Linked DNA regions of Homo sapiens: region 1 is linked to region 2. Evidence: chromatin contacts called from ENCODE Hi-C or POLR2A ChIA-PET data. All regions are on one chromosome and are shown on one strand. Each heading gives the region's core, a stretch centred on a gene start or an enhancer-like site at or near the end of the contact. The rest is flanking DNA. Distances are from core to core; before and after follow the strand shown. Region 1 has its middle 91 kb from the start of PDE1C. Region 2 overlaps PDE1C (phosphodiesterase 1C).

Region 1 (5,177 bases), core at 1-2,500, 220 kb before region 2:
GATTTGTTGTTGGTGAAAAAAGATATGGTGTGATTGGTTATACTAATTTGAGTGTGCACTTTGGATATATAGTTTGAGTTATATTTTGATACATATTTTATATATCCTATAAGACTGGCCCTATTCTATTGCACTAAATCTTTTTCTAGTCTAGACTTATGTTTTCAATCCACCTACCCTTTTTGGATAGAAGCCATTGAAGGCACTGCTTCTCAAACCTTATGTCTAAATGAATTCCTTGGGGAATCCTGTTAAATGCAGATCCTGATTCAGTAGGTCTGGGGTGCAGCCTGTGAATCTGCATTTCTAACAAGCTCCAACTGATGCAATAGTCTGAGGACCACCACCTTCAGAGTGGTGAGACATGGGCTTTGGAATCCCACAAGTATGAATTTGCAAACAATCTTTTAAACTACATGATTTGAGTAATGCTTTTGTTCTCTTTCCTCATTTTTCACATGCAAACAGTAAAATAATGGGCTTTGGGGGCTGCTGTTAGGATTAAGTGGGCCAAAGAAGGTGACAGCCTCTAATTCTTTCTCACTTCAGTTTTTAAAACCCTGTTTGGGAGAAGACTGATCCTCTACACCCCCAACTCTTTCTTTTGTGACTGGATTATGCAGTGGGCCCCAGCCAGGGAATATGAGCCCTATGGATGCTTTGTGAGTGATGCTGGCTGTGGGCCTGACCTCCTTGGGCAGTGGTGGAAATTCTGAAGCCACTCAGTGCATTGCCCATCTCAGTTCCTTTGCTTTGAATCATGCGACTCCCAACACAGGTTGAGTTGCCAGGTTTTGATAATTTTGCACTTGGAAGAATCATGTGCTTACTCCCTACAGAGTCAGTGGGGGCTTGGTGAGCTTCTCTTCCCACTTAGGATGGACTTATTTGGGCTTTGGCAAAGGCTTTCTAGATTCTATAGATAGCTTACTAAGAATATGTTCCAGAGAGCAGAATCGCATTGAGCCAACACCCTCAGCTACGGATGAGATTAAGGCCTTGTCAGATCCCATTTAATGGATTGTGTTTTCCATGCAGAATTAAATCGTTGAACTCATCCTCATTTTGGCTTTTGGCAGTCATTTTTCCACTAGGGGCTGCTGCCAAAATGTCAGTTTCTGACTTGATTACTTTCAGGAAATGTGCAGTCTGGCTGATGATATGGCATGGTGTGGGGTAGCGTCCCCTGGAGCTTCGGCCCCGCCCTGGGATGAGTCATGGGTTAAAATTCCCAATTAGCTCATAGGAAGTCTGGTCACACATATTTTTCTATTACTGAGTGTTGCTCACCCATTGGAAACTTCTGGGGACACCTACTCTCCTGACTTAGTGTTGCCTTCCTGGAGTTATTTTTCACCTTTAGTCTTTGCAAATCCAAATCATTTGCCAAGGGGAAAAATGAAAGAATGAATTCTGAGAATTTTTAAAGCCTAGAGAAGTTTTTATTGCAACCTTGGCTTCACATAAAGGCAATATTTAGGTCTCTCTTTGTAAGTTTTTAGAGACAGATCTTCCAGTGTTAAAAAATGACCAAGTATATATGAGGTAGACACCATTCCTCTTGCATTCTTGTTGGTCCTCTCACTGGTAGTTTGGGAAGGGAGGGCTTATCTCTGTGGTGGCCATGAGAATATACCTTTCATATCTCTGATCACAGAAAGTGAACTTGACGCATGGCCTCCTAGCTTGTGTGTGGGGAAATTTATCCCTGTGATGGCCAAAGCTGTGCATCCCAGAGGAACCCATTGGAACCCATTGGCGATGACTGAGCATGGCAGGGACCCTAAGGTCAGCTGTTCCTGGGAGACATGGAACTCCTTTGATGGTGACTTTGGTGTTCAGACTCACTAACGGCCTTGCTGAACTTTTTTTAGAGCTGCAGTACAGTCTCAGACACTGCCACCCAACTTTCTTTTACTGGGAGTCAGACCTGCATCCAGGTCTGATGGCTTTCTCAGCCTCGCTCAGCTTTTTACTCATTTGTTTTTACAGATTTTACTCCAATACATTTCTTGTATGTCTAATCCTGTCTTGACATCTGCTTCTAGGAGGACCACAGTCTCCCATCACACTGCAGTTCTCTGCTGGTGCATCACTTCTAGCTTGGCACGGGGGGCATAGCTCCAATGCTACTGGCCTGGATATTCTGGGCCAGTCTGTCTATATTTAATTTTATATTTGATGCAGTATCTTCCCTATGGGCTCTAGTGGGAGGGAACATGGGGCAAGTCACAATTTTCTTTAGTATCTTGTACTTTTATTGCCTTACAGGGGATTTTGTGGAAGCATTGAGATTAAAGAAACTACAACATAAGGATAAAATTGTAATTATCCTCAAAATATGATTGTTTTCATTGTCCAAGAAAGGTTCACAAATGTTGACCTTCATACAGAAGGTCTGCTGATGGACACACCTGGCTCCTAGCCAGTGGGCTTGTCTCTAGGGCTGACTCCCCCTAGAGAATGCATCCTTTTTCCAACCAGAGCACATTCTTCTTGGGCCGTTGAGAAATCCAGGCTTCCACCCCCAGGAATGTAGCTCATCTGAGGTGTCCTCAACCCCTCAGCATATGCCTCAACCACAATAAATTTTAGCAGCACATTTTACAAAGTGTGAGTTATTCATCCTAGAATAACCCTCAGGAAGCTTTCAGTGCTGTTGGGTTGGGAGGAGGAGCGGGACACTCTTTCTGGAGCTTCCACCTAACTCACCCTGCCAATGTGAAGTGTGGATAAACTTCTCTATGTTTCCTAATTAGCAACAGGAACTGCTGTTCCAGCCCACATAAAGACCCAAAATATGCAGGGAATCCCTGAAGTTCTCTCTAAACTCTAAACAAAGGAAGTTCCTTCCTTTGAAGGAAGTGTGAAGATTTGAGATCAGCTTGGACCAAACTACCCCTGGGGGTCAGTATGGGGTGCGAGGTAAATGCACTTCTCGTCTCCAGTTGCATGAGCAATAACTTCATTGTACACAACCTGTAGACTTACAGGGAAGAGATTTTCAATAGAGTATTTGATGTGTGAAGGTAGCACCAATAAGCTATGAGGGTGGGAGCAGTAGAGTAGAGGAGATTGGCAGTGAGATCACGGGTGTAGCCCAATGTCAAGGATGCTCTGTGCTCTCTTGGATACCTCCACAACTGGGCTGCCCAACCTCCTATCCGTGTGCTGTCTGGACACTACCACTGGCCCATGGTAGCACATCCCACATTATTCTTATTCATATTTTGCATTAGATACAAATTTTTCTGGGTGGCAGGGACCCACTGCCTGGATTGCCTGGTATATCATAGATGCTTCAGGTGTATTTGTTGATTGAATGAATGGGTTGTAGTTTTGCAGCCCAATTCATTTTTTATGGTTTAGCTCACGAACCTCCTATGAAAAGGATGGTGTAATTCTAGGAGCTGAAAGTATAAATTCAGTCCATCTCAGGCATTAGAGAAATTCCTGGTTGGGAGAGACGGCAGCAAGAGTAATGCTGTTGAAAATGCATTGCAGACTTTGGAAGCCTAAAATATAGGCAGTGGTTTGCAGAAGTCAGCTAGCCAGGGGCTTTCTCCCATCATATTCCTTCTTCCCTCCCTCCCTCCCTTTCTCTCTCTTTTCTTTCCTGTTTTTAGTTTCTTTCTTTCAACAGAGTATTGCTCTGTCACCCAGGCTGGAGTGCTGTGGTGTGATCTCAGCTCACCGTAACCTCTGCCTCCTGGGTTCAAGTGATTCTCGTGCCTCAGCCTCACGCCCAGCTAATTTTTGTATTTTTAGTAGAGATGGGGTTTCACCATGTTGGCCAGGCTGGTCTTGAACTTCTGGCCTCAAGTGATCCACCCACCTCGACCTCCCAGAGTGCCAGGATCACAGGCGTGAGCCACCACACCTGGCCCAGATTCCTTTCTTCACTAAAATTTCTTGACTTGGCTTATTGGAGGATAGAGGGTTTATTCTTATGAATTAATAGGGAATTAAGAGTTACTATCCAGAAAATGTACTTTATAGATTGTCAGCCCTAATGTGAGAAATACCCGTGTAACAGGGCTGCAACTTTGTCAATACCCCAAGATGTGTGAGAAAATGTTGCTTCTTAATTTCCTTTTTAGTTGAACTAGTCTTCCTCTGGAGCCCCCACTTTAAGGGGAACTAGGGAGAAACTCTACATTTAAAGTCAAATATGAACTTACCATTTGGATGATACTTTTTTTTTCTGATGATTTAGTTTCTTTTGGTAAAATGCTCATTGGTTCAGAAGTCCCCTCTGGCACCCTGCAGCTCACCAAGATGGTGTCTGGTTTGTGTGGCTCTGCTGGCAGGTGTGATCTGACTCCCCTTCCCGCCTTTATTTCCCTCCCAGCCCCTTTCCACTCCTCCTGTGGCTGTGCTTTAGGCCCTGAGGATGGTCTGGTTTTGATTCTTATGTGGTTCAGCATCAGATGGTCCAGCCTTTAGCCCGTGGCCACTTTGTCCCCATGGCAACCTCCAGGACTATCTCTCAGTCACAATCCCAGGTAACTTCTGAGATTTGGCTTCAGGAGCTTGTGGGAGCCTCTGGGGCCTGTCCAAACCACAAAGAGCCTACAGACAACCTGGCAAAGCTAAAACTCAGCCTCCCTTTACCTAACTCTACTGGCCACTGAGTTCACTTTGGTGTAGAGCTTCCGGTTTTTGGGCGGATATCCCTCCAGAGAGAGAAGAGGACACTCAGGTCTCACCCTTGCCTCTTCTGCTCTGGTTTCTCTTCTCCCTGTCATCTCCCCTGCCAGAAAAGCTGCACCTCTGCCTTTCTACTTCTCCTCCCTTATAGCCCCCTCCTCCCCAGTACCAGGCTTGGGGCTAAGTCTTAATGGTGGATGAAGTAAAGAGACAGATTGGCCTACTGATATGGGACTCTACACTGGGAAATATCTCAAAAACACCATATGTCACCCCTTACAACTTTCCATGATGAATGACTTTAACTGCATTTGTTTGTTGCAGTGAAATTAAGGTACCCTAAATAAAAATAAAGCAGACCCCTTTAAAACTGTGCCCTGTAATAAGGCAAATCTGTATATCCCTTGATTGGTGTGATTGATTCATTACCTTATGATAATTTAACCCTGTGTTTTACTCTGTAGAAATATTTGTTCCTATTTACAGCATTAGGGCAGGGATTTTGACCTTGCTAGAGGAAAATGATC
Region 2 (5,606 bases), core at 2,859-5,358:
AGCAAGACTCTGTCAAAAGGAAAAAAAAAAGGTAGTTCTCTAATATAGGTACATTCTTCTACCTTAAGAAGGGTAGGGAATTTATACTTAGGCAAGTGGGAATAGACTATTAGATAAAACTTGAGCATTGGAAATTAGAATATTAACCCTGCCACTTACTACATGTATGATACTGGGGGAGTAATGTTAACATTACTGAGTCTCAATTTTCCCCTCTGTAATTACAGGCATATATTGAGAGGATTTATGAAGTAATGTAAGGAAAGTACTTAGTACAGTTCCTGGTACATAGTAAGCACTCACAAATTTGTAGCTTTTATTTTAATATTCTAAATTTGTTATGGAATTCATAACAGTGGTGGGGCAAGTGGAACTGTAAGCTGGTATCTCCTTGTGGAAGAGGGAAGGGGGTGTAAGAGTTGAAATCCACACCAACCTTTCCAGCAGGCAGAGGGACAGAGGCTGAGGTTCTGTGTTCAGGAAGTGGGGAAACCCAGTTCTCCCACACACCGGGTTTACCCAGGGGTGACTTTCAAGACTGAGGGGAGATGTAGCTGTCTTTGGGATCAGTGTTATGTTAAGTAAAACAAAAAGTCTTCGCCATGGAGAAGATGCATTAGAGAATGCCGGATAAAGGAAGCCCCTGACAATGTGTGGTTGTCTCTGAGGGAGAAATCCCAGACCACTAAGGGATGCCCACAGCCAGGAAGTTAACCTGGCAATTGTACTGTTGCAAATCAAGAACTAGCTTCACCATCTCTCTTTTGCCTGATTGCTCAGACCTACTTAGCTACCAAGAACTGCTGACAGCAAACTGTAGATAGTTTGAAATCCCCTTGATGAGGGGAAGACAGCTTCACTGAGGGCCGAAGCCAGGAGCCAGTGGCTGAACTACCAGGCATGCCGTGATAGGTTTGGAACCTACTCTTCTTTGAGTCTATTTGTAGATAATTTCTGGGTCAGATGATTCTCATTTTAAAGGAATAATAGATAAACTCCTGGAGGTTACCGTGTATTAGAGACTGAAATGAAAAATATGGACAAAATTTACATGTTGAAGCCCTAACACCCAATGTGACTATGTTTGAAGATAAGGCCTTTAAATAAGTAATTAAGGTTAAATGAGGTCATGAGAGTAGGATCCTCATCGAATGGGACTGGTGTCTTTTTAAGAAGAGGAAGAGACACTGGGAATGGATATGTACACGCAAGAGAAAAGGCCATTTGAGGACACCGTGAGAAGGTGGCCATCTACAAGCCAAGAAGAGAGGCATCAGGAGAAACTCAACCCAGAAATGCCTTGATGTTGGACTTTCCGCCTCCAGAACTATGAGAAAATTGAGTTCTGTTGTTTAAGCCACCCAGTCTATGGTATTTTATCATGGCAGCCCCAGCAGACAAACATATCGTACACTCAGGATATGCTGTACCTAGTGAATGAAGACATTGAAAATTTAACCTTCTCTAATAGAATTTCAAGCTAAAATCTTAGTTTGATTTTATATGTAGAATTTATGCTAAATTCTCTGGGTAATGTTCACTGTGGATTGGTCTTGTGAGATGTCACAAGTCATTTTTTACTACTAAAAAAATAAAGATTGTGAACGGTTTACTTAAATTAATGAGTGGATTCAAGTTTATTGCTGTAACTCTCCTTCAGACATATAATGACTAAGAGAAAGGAAGTGGAGTCAAGAAAGAACATACACTTAAACTCACACTCACACATACTGAAAACCTCTGTCAGAGATCCTGTATCTGATAAGTGGTTAGCGTTGTGGCAGTAACTATTTTAGTTCTGTCCTACTCTGCATACTTTTGAGGATGTCTTGGAAATTGGGGTGCCATGAGAGTATGTATGCTTCAGTTTATTGAAATCGAGATGGTCTTTGGAGGTGTGCTCATTTGGTTGATATTGGGGTGGGCTGTAAGAGTGTGTTTCACAGGATTATATTGCTTGTTGGTGAGTCCTTCCTAAGACTTCTGCTTTTCATGTCAACACCCTCATAAGCCCATTGGGAGTAGAGCTTGCATCTTCTTTATCTTTACACACAGTGCCCACTGAGCACAGTGCCTGCCACGTAAAGAGTTTTGATAAATATTCAAATGGGAGTTTTAATTTTTTAACTTGTGGAGGGATAGCTTGAGGACTATGCTAATTAACTGTTACCAAAATAAAGCAAGAGAAATGGCCAAAAACACTGTCTGCTCAAGCCTATAACTTTTCTTTATTAAGTAAGAATAGAAGGATATGTACTTCTTCTGTGAAAGCTGAAAAATTATACTTGCAAGTATCTAAAGTCTCTAAACTTCACTGTAGCAGGTCTTTGAAGAAGCAGGAAAATAAGAAAACCAGCTAATCAGAAAAAAAGAAAATCTACGAAGAAAGTAAACTAGCAACTGTTTATGATAACAGTTGGCTTCTTTTTTCGGGAGCTCCATCTGCCTAAGTATCTAGTTCATTTATCAGGCATCTTCAGGGAATGTAGCACTCTACATAACTAATTTTCCAGATTACCCTATTAAGTCAAACTCATAAATAAAAATGCTTTATTTTGGGTGAAATTTTATGTAAAACATTCAAAAGCTCTCAATCCAGAGGACAGTGAATCTAATTCAATCTATTTCTGCATATTAATTACTTCATTTCTTCTATTTGATTATAAAATCTACCATTACTGATTTCCTTAAGACACACTATTACATGAAAGGAACACATCAATTCTGATTGACTTCAATTTTAGAAATAAAAAGTGAAAACATATATCTAAGAACAGAGGAAAAGTGGCAGTCATTTATTTTTTTATTTATTTATTTTTTTGTGAGACGGAGTTTCACTCTTGTTGCCCAAACTGGAGTGCAATGGCAGGATCTTGGCTCACTGCAACCTTCACCTCCCAGGTTCAAGTGATTCTCCTGCCTCAGCCTCCCGAGCAGCTGGGATTACAGGTGTGTGCCACCATGTCTGGCTAATTTTTTGCATTTTTAGTAGAAATGAGGTTTCACCATGTTAGCCAGGCTGATCTTGAACTCCTGACCTCAGGTGATCTGCCCACCTTGGCCTCCCAAAGTGTTGGGATTACAGGCATGAGACACTGTGCCCAGCTGGTAGTCATGTTTTTTTAGCCCCAACTAGATAACATATTGGACTAAAAAAGTGTTGCATATTTTCATCAGTCTAAAAGACCCCAGGCATCATTTGTGGAGAAAATTTGTTTGCTCATTGTAGATTTTCCCCTGGCCAATATAATCTCTCACTGGAGACAGTGTGTCAGCCTCACCCCCACCCCTAAAGTTTGCCATTTCTAATATGCTCAGGAGTGGTAAATCAGTCTGTTATATAAAGTTAGGATTACTGTAAGATTAGGGACTTTCCAGCAAACTGCACAACTTTTAGTTCACTGCCTTTAGAAAGCTTTCTTTTTGCTGTGCCCCAGTTTGGGGCTTGTTGTGGATCTTGGTTGCCAGATTTGTGATTACTGTTAAACTATAATCTATCACTTTAACAAAACATCTGTCATCTTGATAATGGGGAAAGAGTACTAGGTATTAGGATGATGGAACAAAAAACACCCAAAACCAACACCAAAAATCTTTCCCCCTAGAAAACAACTCCCATCTCCGCAAAAAGATAAGTAAGATGGAAACATCAATGACAGGGACAATTAAGAAAGTTGGGAGGAAGAAAAGGGCCCGGAGAAGATATCAAAAAGTGGTCATTTTGAATACCTTCTCTTGGTACTCTACTGATTCGTAACCTTCATGAAGCTAAGTGAGTATAAAAATGTGAATCATTTCCAAATGAGATCAATAAAATGAATTTCAACTATAAAATAACTGTTTTTTAAGCTTCAGATAATACTTTCTTCAGCCAATGTGTAAACTGTTGTGTTAAAGGGAAGCTGAACTATATACCTGTGCAATTTATCATTTACAGCTCCTTTTCCTGGTTGCCAACCAGCTAAGATATCTATGTTTACCACATAAGAGAGTTTCTGTTAGTCAAGTCCAAAGTACACATAACTCTATTGCTAAGGCAAGAACTCTCACATGAGTCACTGTAATGGCCATCTCTAGAGAAATTGGAATGCATTTTTATAATGTGAGTGTTTGAAAAGATGTCAAGTTGTTGCTTGGTGAGCAGAGTTGCTTAAAAGTTCCAGAGAGAAGCTGTGATCGAGGACTAGCAGTGTTGTAGGTGCTGTACAAGGGGAATAACCAGCACCATCTAACAGGACCTCATGGCTGACCTGGTTAGAATTGGGTTTAGTCTTTCGAAATTTGTTGTAATCCTAAAAATAGAGGTAAATCTCTTGCCATCTGTCAGATTTTACCACCATCACCTGCACATCTTACTGCATTTTCTTTAGTAATATAGCTAGAGTGGACTTTTCTAGGTAAATCTGCCTAGTATCAGAACTTGAACTCCTCTCCTTAAAAATCTATGTTGAACTGATGCACTGTATCTTGTTTCTGCAACTAGTTTTAAGCTCCTTGAGGTATTTATGACCTTGTGTCTCCTACAATGACTTGAGTCCAATAGATGTTCAATCAATATTTTGAGTGACTGCTGAATTAACTTTGTAAAAGCTTCTTTGGTACAGGAACTATGAAAATATTTGCTGTTGGTGACTGTACATACATGAAGTTCACGATGCTACTCTGTAAAATAATACTTGGGGTTCTTTGCTTAGCAGCAGTGAATGATGGGGGCTGCTCCTATAGGGAAGGCCTGGCTGACTTTGGAAGGGCATAGCCAGCCTTTGGAAATAAAAAGGACCCAGCCTAACTTGGCCCCAAAGGCCTGCTGGCTTTTAAGTATTAATTTTATAGAGATAAATCATGACTCAGTCAAATATAACATGAACACATGCTATGATGTTTAATTTTATTTGTAAACTTGTCTAGGCTAGAGTACCCAGACATTTGGTCAAACATTATTTAGATGTTGCCATGAAGGTATTTTTAGATGAGATTAACATTTAAGTCAGTAGACTTTGAGTAAAGTGGATTACTCTCCAAGCTACAGATGGGTCTCATATTCAGTCTTTGTACCCAATCCATTCTTTGATTGGGAGAATATAGAATACTCCACCTCCTGCACACCTTATTATCACACCAACACGGCTCCATTATTATAACAGTGGATTATGGCTGAAATTGCTGAAAGACACAGGCCATGTCTGAAGAGGAGATACTTAAGGAAGCCCAAAGTCAAGAAGTGAGACAAAAACAAAGACCACCAGAGGAATTTTCAGACCTCTGGCATCTGTAACTACGCAACAATTATATAGCTCAACTCCTAGCCAGATTAATATAAATCCTCACACACAATGAAGGCTCGTTTACTTCAGTTCCTCCTGCCTGATACAGTGTGTTCTGCCTTCAACAGAAAATGATAGGACATGCCAAATAGCAAGGAAAAAAATCACACACACACTTTAGAGATGTTGGGGCAGCTGGACCCAACACCAGGCCATGGGGGCGACAAAGTCCGGTGGAGTCAAAAGAATGAGAAAAGACAAGTTTAAGAGTGCATAAAGTGGGACCAGGGGGCCAACACTAGTGTGGAGGTTGTGAAGGCTCCGAGCTCTGGGAGCCCATGC

What was found. A loop is a pair of places that touch in the nucleus more often than their neighbours do. ChIA-PET counts read pairs that join two places held with the same protein, here RNA polymerase II (POLR2A). Pooled maps may share reads with other maps.
Region 1: a loop to region 2 is called in a map of chondrocyte, with 7 times the contacts of the local background. The contact joins two enhancer-like sites. A Hi-C loop is called at or near these places in 5 of 168 maps with a recorded cell type or tissue (Calu3, IMR-90, PC-3 and 2 more) and 3 of 50 pooled maps. POLR2A ChIA-PET finds 5 or more read pairs at or near these places in 2 of 52 experiments (BJ and activated T-cell).

The regions. Positions count from the first base shown.
Region 1 is chr7:32,159,269-32,164,445 of GRCh38, reverse strand. It overlaps a transcript of PDE1C not described here. Among named protein-coding and RNA genes, the nearest start is that of PDE1C, 91 kb to the right of the region's middle. RefSeq lists an enhancer at 642-1,841. Within about 2 kb of position 1,250, at least 13 of the 41 ENCODE cell types and tissues checked have a DNase peak (open chromatin) inside an H3K27ac peak, as active enhancers do; they include PC-3 and mammary epithelial cell, where a contact is called at or near this core.
Region 2 is chr7:31,946,678-31,952,283 of GRCh38, reverse strand. The region is part of intron 2 of PDE1C (phosphodiesterase 1C); the gene reads left to right. Among named protein-coding and RNA genes, the nearest start is that of PDE1C, 120 kb to the left of the region's middle. Within about 2 kb of position 4,108, at least 2 of the 41 ENCODE cell types and tissues checked have a DNase peak (open chromatin) inside an H3K27ac peak, as active enhancers do; they include PC-3 and mammary epithelial cell, where a contact is called at or near this core.